Linked DNA regions of Homo sapiens: region 1 is linked to region 2. A link is a contact called in ENCODE Hi-C or POLR2A ChIA-PET data. All regions are on one chromosome and are shown on one strand. The core of a region is the stretch at or near the end of the contact, and the rest is flanking DNA. Distances in the headings are between cores, read along the strand shown.

Region 1 (6,412 bases), core at 3,143-5,642, 3.1 Mb after region 2:
ATGAAGCTTAATATAGAAGATTTATCTCAATATGGTTGTAGAAATAAGCATTGGAGGCCAGGCACAGTGGCTCACCCCTGTAATCCCAGCACTTTGGGAGGCCGAGGCGGGCGGATCACGAGGTTAGGAGATCGAGACCATCCTGGCCGACACGGTGAAGCCCCATCTCTACTAAAAATACAAAAAACTAGCCGGGCGTGGTGGCAGCACCTGTAGTCCCAGCTACTCAGGAGGCTGAGGCAGGAGAATGGCGTGAACCTGGGAGGCGGAGCTTGCAGTGAGCCGAGATTGTGCCACTGCACTCCAGCCTGGGCGACAGAGCAAGACTCCATTTCAAAAAAAAAAAAAAAAGAAAAATTGGAGAAGATAGGCATTTATGTTCATCATTTTGGGGGTGATCAGGTTGCTATGGTGATAGTAATCATGGCTATATGCACATCTTTATTCCCTCTCTCAACATGAGTCTTTCTTTTTAGACACATTCCTAGTAATTAAACTTAAAATAAATTCGATCTACTCACCATCTAGTACTAGGATTTATCACATGATTTGTGTTGTTTTGCCCCAAGGAAAGGCTAACAGGAATTATGATGTCAGAATATAATCATGATAATACTGTACTTAAATTTTCTTTTTGCAACTTAAGAGCAAAACACACATATCACAGCCTGGAAGAAGACTTGACTGTTGAAATGTTCAAATCATTGTAGAGGTGGAGAAAATAGGCAGCACAGATTCTATCTTTTCTTTAGAAAAGATGTCAAGTAGAATCATAAGTTTCATGCTTAAGAGGGTTTTTTTTCCCTTCATATGTGACTTTAAAAACCATTTTTGCCTTAGTGTAACTTTTAAAATACCGTTTCATAAACTAAAGTAGTTGTCTGGAATTCCTTGAAGCCCATGGTTTGGCTTCAGCAGGTTTTAAACAAATACACTGTCAGAAATCGATGTGGATACATTTCCAGCAGTTAAATGCTCTAGTCACAGTAGATACTTTGTAAAATCAATAGCCTGAAATATCAGAGGATTATAGTTGTATCAGATTCCCCAAATGCCTAACATTGTTTTAATTACTCTAATAAAAGAAAGCTGAGTGGACTTAAAAAAAAGAAAGAAAAAAACCTTGCCTATAAAGAATGTTCTGCTCAAGCCAAAGCAAATTTTTTTACAAGTTCTCTTAGAAAATCTGGAAGTATTTATGCATTTTCCTCTTCTTATGAGACAATGCCTGTTACCCAGCCAGTTCTGCATTGTACAGTGCTCTTTATAACAACGACCCTTAGAACAAGTTGATCAAATATGTTGCTCTAGTTGCACTAGCGATAGGGGTTAGAGATTTAGAACTTTTTACTTTTTGATGCATAGAAATAAGCATATTTAATGATCTAGTACTGGGACACTAAAGAGTGTTCATGAGATTTTCTAGTTTAATTTGGAGCCATAGTTGATTCAGGGGCTAGAAGAACACCATTTTGCTCAGAACATTGTCAGGAGTCACTTTTCCAGAGTGGAGATGTGTTTATATCATAGTGAAAAGACAGTTTAAGAGGAGCAAAGAAGAGGAAAGACGAAGTTTGGATTGATCCAACAACCTGTTACATGTAGTCAGTACTTTTCCCATAGGGGACTTCATTCTGATTCTTATGAAAAGAAGTTCAAGATTTCAAAAAAAATAGGATTAACATTCCTCATCCAGATTCATAGTATTGATGGTGTAGCTTTTGTTTACTAGAATACCCCAAGGCTTTGTGCCAGAATGTTAGAGTAATGTGCTTCTGAATGTGGATGGAGGTGAGGATGGCACCTGCATGGGTGGAATAATTTATGGGACATACCTGTACAGTGTAGGTTGATGGATTATAATGTGACTTTATAATGGTCACAGCCCAGTACACCCAAGATCTGCATTTCCATGACCATCTTGAATCATTTCTGAGATCTTGCCTATTGATAATTATATCATTCATTATAGCTACCCAATATAATCTAGAATCGAGCCATTTAAGAGCTGTAACTCTTCTCAGGAAGGTAGAGCTGCCCTTTGTGTGTACAGGTTAGCAGGAAAGGGCTGGCATGACGTAGGGTGAGGAAAAGGCAGCCCATTATTATGGTTATCCTTGATTAGGTTGGCCTAGGTCAGGGTATGAGGATACCACCAGGCAGGCTGTGGCAGCATGGAATCTAATGTATCAACCTGGCAGGCAGGGGGCACCTGAGGAACACCGACCTTCATAGGATTGCCCTGCCACGTAGCTCCTTGGCTGCCCTCAGCCCTGCCCTGGAGCTTTCATAAAATCATAGAACTTGGGCACTTAAATGAGTATTAGCAAGTAGTCTGTCCTTACAATTTTATGGGTTGATGCAACTAACATCCAGAGAGGTAGATCAGTTTGCAGTTGAGTTTGTGTGGGAGGTGGGGAGTAAAACTGAAGATTTTAGTGTCTAGTCCAGTCTTGCTACTATTTTTTTTTTTTTTTTTTTTGAGATGGAGTCTCGCTCTGTCTCCCAGGCTGGAGTGCAGTGGCGCGATCTCGGCTGACTGCAAGCTCCGCCTCCCAGGTTCAAGCAATTCTCCTGCCTCAGCCTCCCAAGTAGCTGGGATTACAGGCGCCCGCCACCAAGCTTGGCTATTTTTTTGTGTGTGTTTTTAGTAGAGACTGGGTTTCACCATGTTGGCCAGGCTGGTTTCGAACTCCTGACCTCAAGTGACCCGCCTGCCTTGGCCTCCCAAAGTGCTGGGATTACAGGTGTGAGCCACCGCACCTGGCCAGTCTTTCTACTATTGCACCCTGACTCTTAGGCCATTTCTTCTAGGGATGGAGGATTCACAAGAAACCATTGCTATCTAAACCTGAAAGGACAGCTATATTCTCTGGGACCTGACTTAGTTAGAGAGTCGCATGCTGTGTGGTGTTTTGTGATTGGGCCATGGATCCTTGAGGGGAAGGAGCACAGTGAGCTCCATTGCTGTTGCTTCATGGTCTTGGTTCTCTGGCACCAAAACATAGCACCATGACAAGTACGATCGTGATGTCCCCAAAGTGAAATCATCTGCCGCTTGAACGTCAATATTTACAAGTTGAATTATTGGAATTCCATGATACCATGTTGTGCTTCTTAAGCAGAGTTAAAATGAAATCTATACAATGACATGCCCTCCACAGCATTAATTCACTGAGTATTTCTTTACTAGCCAGAGCACTTTTGAGAAAACCTGAATATTTTTAGCAAGGTCTTAAGAATATCTTTTTCTTTTATTTCTATATCTAACTTACGTGTTTATTTTATACATCTCTTATCTGTAGGCTGAATCTGGGATATTGTATATCGAATAACTACTAGATTAATTGCTCTTTTGTTAAATAAGCCCAGGTTTTTAAAGGAGGAGCCTGGGGGAAGAGATCTAATACAAGCCCAGTGGGGCTTGGCCATATGGCTGTCTCACATACAGTCCGTCTCACATGTGTTGTCTCAGTCCACTCAAGAGCTCCATGAAAAACGGATGTCTCTAGTGCCATTTTATAGAAGACAAAATAGGCAGAGAGACGTTGAGAGTTTTGCCTATAGTCATGGAGGTGGTAATTGGTAAAGTGAAGATGTGAATGTTTTTCTATTTTCAAAAGCTGCCCTCTTGCCATTTACCCAGTTGTGGGTCATCCTTACATTGCTTTTCACTGAGTTCAAGGGGAATGTGGTTGTGCAGAAAAGTCTGTTTCCTGTTCATAATGTGCTAATGCTGCAAGGCAAGTAGATATCTGGGAGTTTGCTTTGTGTTCAGAAGTCTTTTTGCTGTGGCTGGACAGCATTTGTTGAGATAAGATATTATTCGTGCTGAACTTAACTCCTTTCTGCTGTTTGTTTGAGAAAAAGTACAGTCAATGGGCCTCCAATCATCTAATTTCAAATTTTTGTCCTCTTGTTATTCCTGATTATGTTTATCTCCAGTATAGTTTCTTCCTTTTCCTCCCTGTGAATGATATACTTTGTCCTGGTAATTCTTTTTTACATTTCAGGGGAAGTACTAGATATAGAACACTTTACCTTTATAAAAACATTATCTCTTTCTCCTTTTCCTCCTCTTCATCCTCATCAGTCTTTCTGTACTTACCATTGTTTCAAAGATGCTAATTATTTAATTGGAAGCAATATAAACTTTTTTGCTTTGAGAAAAGGAACTATGATGCTTCTTTTCCCCTGTTTCCTGGTTGATTTTTATATCCAACTGTACATCTAATCTCAAATTTGGAAAACCCTCCATGGTTTAGCTCCACATCTTCTCTGACTCTGCACACCCACTCTTTGTTCCTTCGTATTGACCTGCCTTCCCCTGTCTTTACCCTCCTCCGTTGCCACTGGCTTTTCTCCCAGCTGGTGGTTGGTGTTATGCTTAGCTAGAGCTGTTCCATCTCTTTGGAATCTCTCTCCCCAGTAGAGCCATTGAGTCACTTCCTTGTTTCAGTTCTTGCCTAAACACAGTCCTACTTACTCTTGCAAGAGTTACAATGAATCAGACTTCTGTTTTATTTCATGTTTTCCCTCAGTGCAGTCTCTACAAGTATTTTTTGAAACCTGTATCACTTTAACGTTTTGGGTTCTCTCCTTTGGCTCTAAAAGATGTTCTCTACTGAAACTTAAAATATTTTATACTTTATTATATAATAGTCCTTCATAGCATAATAAAATGAGTTATATACATGTAATGAAGACAATTAATAAGAGTATTTCAGTTTATCATTTTTTAGTGTTTTAAATAGTAAGATTAAGTAGTAGGTTCCTGACATGTGGCTATCTTTATGGAGTGGCCCTTTTAATAGTTAAATATCTGAAGACTTTTAATAAATGTGTCCTGAGAGTTTATCAAATGGCTAGTACTTTAATGCTGGTTATAGGTTTTACCCACACCAGGCACCAGTTGAGGAGGATGATTGGGGCCTGGAGTCCAGCCCATGCTCTGCTCATCCAACTCCATGTCCTGATGCAGGTCACATCCTACAGCTGCCCTTTTCTAATCCCCACACAGGGGTTGATGGAGTCCCAGTATCTGGGATTGGACAAGCATCATTTAATCTCACAATCCTTTGGGGTTGGGATTACTGGCTCAGAGAGGTTGGATGATTTGCTGAACTTCTCACTGCTAGTAAGAAGTTTCTGGGATTTCAATCCAAGTCTAATGACTCCAGTCCAGCACTCTTTTCTTACCACCACTGCTGGATCCTCCTTCCCCAGGACTCTGCACAGTGCAGCAAACACTCTTGGAATGAGGGTACGTTGTAGGCACTATAGGTACCAGCGATTTTAATACGTGAAAATTAAATCTTATAAAACCTTATGAAACCATATTCCACCATCTATCACAATCTCTTCAAATCATCATTCAGCCTCTGAAGCAACTCCAGTGGGGAGTTTTTAATTGACAAAAATTGTAATCCTTGGTTACCAGATAAGTTTTGAACTATCTTTCCTCTCACATTGATAGGCAGATGTAAAAGTGTCTATGATCACAGCCCAACTTTGAATATCAGGGAAGTGCTACAGTATTACCTCAAAAATGAGATTAAAGTCTGAAGATATGTGTTCCCAGTCAGGCCAAGATTTAGATACATACATTACCCTGCAATCTGTAATTTTTGATGACTAGCTTCAAAATTAAAGGTTTTTTTCACTATTGCTTATAATAATTTTGTGTTGTAAATGTAGTAACATGGATATTTGTGGAATAATTGTAATGATTCTTGAACAGCCTTACCTTCTGCATCACAGTGTTCATACAGATGTGCACATAGGAAGGGTTGAAAAGTTATTTTCATGCACTCAGTGTTCCAGGAATCATGACCAGTGCACTGCTGAATCAAGGCTGGGAGTAGCTTTGTTTGTTTTTCTTCCTTTTGCCTTATTTGTATAAGTGCTGTAGTTAGAGGCCCAGGCAGCATGAGCAACTCTAGAGATGTGGAAATGAGGGAGGAGGAGATAAGACAAAAGGAGGTGGTTAGGAGGCCGTCTGCCTAGACGCAGTCCTATTATAGATGTGAGAGCAGCAGAAACACTTGAGTTTTGCTGTGGTGTGTAGTAACTTGTATTTCCTAGATGGGATAATGTAACCTATCAGTATGTAGTGACCACAGAACCTTAGACCTTGCAGAAATCGTAAAGGTCATCTGCTTCATATCCTGGGCATCCCTGAGAGATGGGTTTCCATGGTCAGCTCCTAGTGAAGTCAGCATCTTCCACTGTTAAGGAGCATTAACTGTTGAAAAGATCTTCTGCTTAATGAGGTTGAATCCACTCTTTCTATGATTTGTAGCCTTTAGTCCTGCCAATACAAGTTAAGCATCCCAAATCCAACAATCTGAAATCCAAAATGCTCCAGAATCCAAAATGTTTTGAGTACCAACATAACACTCCAAGGAAATGC
Region 2 (6,719 bases), core at 208-2,707:
CAATATGGTGAAACCCCGTCTCTACTAAAAATACAAAAATTAGCCGGGCGTGGTGGTGTGCGCCTGTAATTCCAGCTACTCAGGAGGCAGAGGCAGGAGAATTGCTTGAACCCGGGAGGCGGAGGTTGCAGTGAGCCAAGATCATGCCACTGCACTCGAGCCTGGGCGACAGAGCAAGACTCCGTCTGAAACAAACAAACAAAAAAACTTATCTCCTGGAAAACTCACTTATTAAAAGATAACTAGTCCTTTTGCCTTTGATGCTCAGGTAAACTTCAGACGAACTAAATGAAAATACTTGTGGATTTGGGGATGAGCGGGAGTCAAGTGCTAGAATTTGCTTAGCAGCTTCTCTTCCACCAATAATGACTTTAAACATGTTGCAAACTAGCCCCAAATGCTAACCTACATTTTTAATCTGAGAGGTATGCGTCATCAAATATTTTGGTTTTATCCCGAAAGTCAGCTAACAGAGATGTAAGTACCTGGGCAACTCTAATGGAATGAGAAGCAACATCTTCCATCTTAAGCATTGATAAGGGTTAAGGGAACAGCTGCTCTTTGCAATGAACAAATCTCACTCTCTGAGGCAGAAATTCGCCATATAGAAGACTGAATTTCTTCATCTTTTTGAGAATCATTTCCACTACCCAGAAAAAACATTCAAATGAGTTGTAAATAAAGTCAAGCGCAGTTGAAAAATCCTGTATCCACAGATGTTTCTTAGGAGTGCCTATGCGCTTAGACTCGAGGGCTAGGGGTTTGAAAGCAAAAGGCAGCCCTCTACCAGGGGTGGTCGGGGAAACGGCCTCCAAGAAACGAATTACACGGTGCACTTTAGTTACCTAGGCAGCTGTTTGTCTAGGAAACAGCTTATTGTTTTCATTTGTCATCACCGCGGCTCACTAGGTATCAGGAAGCTCGGCTCCAGCCGCTACCTGGTGACGCTAATGACGTGCGATGTCTCGCAGCTGCCGCAATTAGACAGGCCAAGCCTTCGCCTTTAAGAAGCTGACTCACGTGGATGCTGTGTTGTGTGCGCTCAGCTGAAAGGGGGAGGTGGGTCCCCAGACTGACTACATTGGCCGCCTCGAGAGAAGGGGCAGAGTTAGCCTCTTTGATTGGCTGTACGAGTCCGAGGTGCTGGGTCAGGGGCGGGGCGAGCTGTCGCAAGCCTGCCCTGGGTCTGCGGCTTCTGAGAGGGGTGGGCCGCGAAGCGGAGGGGTGCGGGAGTGGGGGAGGGTGAGCCAGAGAAGGGGCGGGGCCCCGCGAAAAAGGCAGGAGGCCGAGGACAGGGGCGGGGCCTAGAAATAAAGGGCGTTCTGGGCCAACCGGGAGAGCTGACTGCGGGGGGGCGGAGCCACGCCGGGTGACTGACGTTGAGGCCCAACCAGGGAGAGGCGGGGCCAAGGCCAGGGCCTGACTAAACCTGGAGACTCGGGTGGCCGAGGGGCTTCATACCAGCTGAAGAGCGACAAGCCGCTGGCAGCCGCGGATCTCACCGCCGCTCAGGGTGAGTCCCGCGGGAGGGGCTGGACTCGGGGCCGGTGGGGACTGAGGCGCCCGTTCGGGTCGGGCGGCTTCGAGGCACTCGGGAATCGGCCCAGGGTGGGGGGCCCAGGCAGGAAGTGCCTCTTCCTCGCCGCGCTCTTCCCGGGGTCCCAGAGCGGCCGCCCCAGATCCTTCAGGGTGGGCCCCGGCGCTGGGACCGCGGGCGGACGCGCGGGGCTGTTTGCTCTTTGTGAGGCCTGGCGCGGCGGCCGCCGTCGGCCCGCCCCCGCCGCGCAGCCGGGCGACCGGTGCGACAACAGCCGCAACCCCTCCGCGCGGCGCCCGCGCCTCCGCCCCGTTTCCCCGTCGCGTCCTCCGAGGCCCGCCGCCGAGGCCCACGGCGCCCCCTGGGCGGACGGTCTGGCCGCGACCCCCAACCCGCCGCGCCGCGCCGCGGCTGCCCCGCCCCCACCCGTCGCATAGTCGGGGGCGCGCCCGGTCTCCGCCCCGAATCCAAGTCGGAACTTGACCGAGTTGTTTGGGCCGCGATGACCGCACGGCGTGAACCGTCCTGAGCAGGGCCCACGCCCGGCCCAAGCGGCCCAGCCACCGGGCTGGGGCGGTGTCTCCCTTTGCCCCCTCCCCCCCATGAACGTCCGCCTCCCCCGCCCTCCTGCCCAGAGGACCCGGGACTGACAGCGCAGGGTGACGGTTGGGCAGCCCGCCGGGTGTCGGGACCAAGAGAGCCCCCCGGCCACCCGCTCAGCTGTTTCCTGCTCGTGTTTGTTGTGCCGAGGGAGGCCCCGCCGCCACCGCCGCCGCCGCGCTCTGCCGCCCCGGTCCCTCCCGATTGGCCGGCTGGCGTCACGTGGCCTCCATCAGCTGGGCCGGCGGGGGCGCTCGCGGGCCCCACTGCGGCTGCCGGGTGAGCCCACCCGGGGGTCGCCCGGGCCGGCCCAGCTCCGCCAGCTTCGGGCTGCGGCCTTCCCTCCGCTTGCAGTCGGGAGGGTGGGCGTGCCCTTGCAACCCCTTTCCTGTACCTTCTCTGCAGGTAGATGGGACAAATGAGTGTCCGGATCAGCGGGAGTGGGAAATTGAAATACTACAAAGATCTGTTTAATCCTGATACCAACTAATCTCCCTTTCAAGGGAGAGTCTGGGAAGCTGTACAGCTCATTTATTTTTAAACTTTTTCTGTTTACAGAGATCTGTTGGTAATCTGAGGATTTTTATTCTACGTCGTCTTGACAGATGGAAAACCTGAAGTAACTTCGGGCTAACCTTGTGTTTTTGGAAAATTAGTAGACTTGGTGGTGAAGAAACTGGGAGGAGTAGGATATTAGCTAACTTTGCATAGCCACATATAGAGCGTCGCAGCTGCATTCCACCAAAGAGGAACCAAAAGGCCTGTGGTGTTCCCAGGGTACATATTCATGCCAGAAGTGAAGTGCTTTGGTGAATTCGTTTCCTGAAAGTTTATCGCATACTTGTACTGGGTTAGGTAAGAAGTAAAGTACAAAGAATTTAGAATAGTTTCTCTAGAAGCTTATAACTTAATCAAAAGTCGTGGACAAAGTCGAGCAATAATTTTAGCAAGTTATGAGACGTTAGTAAAATATATGTAGCTTGGAAAATAATGTTACCTGGTTGGATCATTGCGAACTTTTCTCTAGACTAATTTCCCTTTTCTGTTTTCTATTTAAGTAATGAGAAAAATAAACAGGTTTAGAAAAAAGTGAAAGGAAATAAGGCCAAAAATTATGAAAAGAAGTAATTAAAGCAGCTACTACCCTCTGAAAAACAGTCCACGAGACATGAAGGTAGTCCTAGGTATATGTGTGCCTAAAATATCATTCTAGGTTTAATGGTGAATAACTATAGAGATCAGTGTCAGTTTTAAGATAATCCTGTGTAGTAATGTCAGTGTAATGCAGGAACTGAACCTTAGCTAGACCTGAAGTTGCTACTTGACACTTGAGTCGGGAAGCCAGACAGGTAAATTACACGTCAATCCATCTAGTTAGAGGCTTTTGGTATTGCATCACAACAAACGAGACCATGAAATTGTCTTGCTAGGGTTTAGCGGGGGATGACCAACTCAGATTGTGCACTAACACACAAGGTTTCCTGAGTGAAATGACTAGTCTTATTTTCTAATATTTAAATATAAGTGTTATTGAAATATAGTGAACTTGAAAGTCATCTAACAAAACAGGAAAAAATAAGGCATTATTGAGGGGGGAGAACAAAAATATATCCTTAAAACGTACTGCAAATGAAGACCTGATTCCACAACAGGACATCATTTGACACAGCAAAGTAAACTGGTCACGTACTGCAAGAGGAAAGCAGAGCTTGCTTGTGTCACTGAAAACTTAGCTTGTTATATATTTTGCACAAAAATTGGAAAGTTGATTGTATGGATCAAACTGTTTTCCCATGTAGATTTTTTAATAGCGTTTAGTCACAACTCAGTATAAAGAGTTGATGAAATTACAATAGCAGTAAGTGCTGATTATTATAGTAATCAACCCAGCACTCTTAAAAGTTATTTGGGTTTTTATCCTTTGTTTTGGCGAGGGAAGAGATTAAAAACGAGATAGGAAAGCTGGCTTCCACGGGATTCCATTTTAGCAGAGTCATTGCGAAACAAAACCACCTCTGCAAGGGGCAGGTTCCTTTAACCCTTTCTGCGCTAGATGCCTGCATACTCAGTTCCCTGCAGCAGTCTTTGTACCTTGCCTTTGTCCCATCTTCTGATGCAATGGAAAACCCACTGTGGTCTGTCCAACACTGGGGATCTGGTGAAGTGTGTATTCTATGGAAATGCCCTGAGGCGATGGTTTCATTTACTAAGGAAAAGTTTATCTGTGAACTGGGTGTTTTTCCGTCAGAAGGTTCTATGAGATGCGAATAGATACCTACCCTCCCTGGTATTTTTAGGGCTGGGAAGTGGTGCCTCCCTTGACTAATTCCACTTACCAGGGTTGAAACCAAACTGGATTATTAATTATAGGGACAACAAGTACCTATTTTAAGACCCAGAACTGTGACATGCTTCAGAAGGTTTCTAACTTTCCTCCAGCTTCTGATTTCTATCACCTGGTTGCTTAGCTTTAGCATAATTAGCAGGAAGTGAAGCCAGTTAATTGTTATTGTTTCATATCCTTTGTGAGCCATGCTTTTCTCATCTGTCATAGGGTGAGTTGGGATGGGGAATGTTGAAGAAGATAATCTAGTTTTACTGACCTTTATTGAGCATTCACTGTGTGCTAGGCACCGTTCTCAGAATACAGTATCTCCACTTAATTTCTCATAACTCAGAGGTGGCTGCTGCTCTCACCATTTTACAGATGAAACAGGAGAGGATAACTCACCCAGTGTTTCCAAAGCTATTAAGGGGGAAGAGCTGAGATTTGAACCTAGGAATCTCCAGAATTCAAGTATCTGAGCTCCACAGTTTAAGTCCTGGGGGTGGAGAGAGGAGAGAGCAGCTGGTAGATATTATCTATTTTTATAATCTTTATTAGAGTTGATCTTCAACATGCTGAACTGGTTACGGAAAGTTAAGGATTTTAGCTAGAAAATCAGTAAAGAAAAGGGGAATGGGATTAAACTGATCTTTTCAAATACTCCTATCTAGCTTTAATCCCAAATGCCAACCAAGTTTCCATTTTTTCTGGGAAAGACTGCTTTCTAAATGCAAAGCTCTTTCACTATCAGAATGTGTTTTTAAGCAGGGAAAACTTTTTTTTGGTAAAGGGCCAGGTAAAAAATATTTTAAACTTTGCAAGCCAGAAGGTTTCTGTAGCAGCTCCTCATACCTCTTCATTGTAAAGTGGAAGGAGTAAAGTGTAAACAAATGGGCGTGGCTGTGTTCCTAAAAACTTTGACACTCAAGTGTGAATGTCATATATCTTGTGTCAGAAAATATTCTCCCCTCCCCCCAACCATTTAAAAGTACAAAATTCATTCTCAGCTTGTGGGCAGTACAGAAACAGGTGGCGAGCTGAATTGACCCACAGCCTTCCCAGCTTTTAAGGAAAACAGTCAGCAATGAGCCAGACAAGTGAACAAGATACCGTATTTCGCTTGATAGTGTATGTGTAAAATAAACCAATAGTCTTTTTAGAAAATTGTTTTATTGATGTGGAAGCAAACTAGGAAATTATGTAGTCCATCATATCCATCATGCATTTTAAAATAATGCATTCCTGGAGACTCTTTGGCTCTGAAGAGAATCATCTTTTTTTTTCCCCTCTTACAGATTCTGTAATTAAAAAAAAAAATTCTGTAACAAGGCAGAGATCCTAAAATGTTATTAATATTTCACCAGAGTCTTCTGATAAAAGAGAAATTGGAAGTTGTAGATAGCTAAATATGCTATTGGTGAGAGAGGGAGGAAATTGAAAATAATACTAAAGTACGATCTATGAAATTATCTATAAATTTCACTTATATTTTCATCCCAGCCCCTCACTGTTTCAGGTAATTTCAAATAAACTAAGAATAGTCTTCCAGTTAAACAGTCAAGCTTGGTACTTTTCTTATTCAACCTTTTTAGGATTTTTATAACCTGGACCTACAAGAAAATAGTACCAAAGAGGCCTTATTTATAACATGATAAGGTAGGGAACATCTTAAATAAAACTTAAGCTTTATGATGAGTTTAGCTCTCATTTCACTATAAACTTGAACTTCAGCACTGACATGTACCAAAGCCTGTGTGTTGCTACTAAAGGACACAGTAAGCTGCCCCCAGAATCAACACCAAACATTAGCTGTCTGTGAAAGCAGCTCACTCTTAAGATGTTTTAGAAATACGGGGCTGAAGAGATCTGGGATTACTCTAAGTCCAAGCAAGGTGATTAGCATACTTGGGAAATATTTTGAATATAAAAGCAATCAGACAGAAAGCAGATCAGTGGTTGCCAGTGGCTGGGAGTTGGAGAAGGTATTGGCTCCAGGCTGGTGTGTGGGAATTTTTGAGGGGCTAATGGAAGCATTCTAAAGCCAATTGGTGGTGATAGTGGCACAATTTTATAAATTGACTAGAAGTCATTGAATTGTACACTTGTAGTGAGTAAACTTTGTCATGTAGAGTATTCCTTAATAAAGCGGTTTTTTTTTTCTTTTTAAAAAATAACCTGCAATTTTCTATTCTGTCAGAAAAAAGTTTCAAATTTTATAAAGGAGCAGTCTCTATGAGCTTTTAGAAATGGGCGGCA

Evidence for each region. Hi-C counts contacts between places; a loop is a spot of excess contacts on that map. ChIA-PET counts read pairs that join two places held with the same protein, here RNA polymerase II (POLR2A). Pooled maps may share reads with other maps.
Region 1: a map with no recorded cell type shows a loop between it and region 2 (9-fold over the local background). The contact joins the enhancer-like site here to the promoter of YPEL5 in region 2. A Hi-C loop is called at or near these places in 2 of 37 single-sample maps with no recorded cell type and 1 of 50 pooled maps. POLR2A ChIA-PET finds 5 or more read pairs at or near these places in 1 of 52 experiments (B cell).

What each region holds. Positions count from the first base shown.
Region 1 is chr2:33,206,404-33,212,815 of GRCh38, forward strand. The region is part of intron 7 of LTBP1 (latent transforming growth factor beta binding protein 1); the gene reads left to right. Among named protein-coding and RNA genes, the nearest start is that of MIR4430, 210 kb to the right of the region's middle. Within about 2 kb of position 4,393, at least 7 of the 41 ENCODE cell types and tissues checked have a DNase peak (open chromatin) inside an H3K27ac peak, as active enhancers do.
Region 2 is chr2:30,145,550-30,152,268 of GRCh38, forward strand. It overlaps YPEL5 (yippee like 5), which reads left to right and starts at 1,458. Exons shown (of 3, transcript NM_016061.3): 1 at 1,458-1,513. RefSeq lists silencers at 1,062-1,641, 1,672-1,841, 2,132-2,571.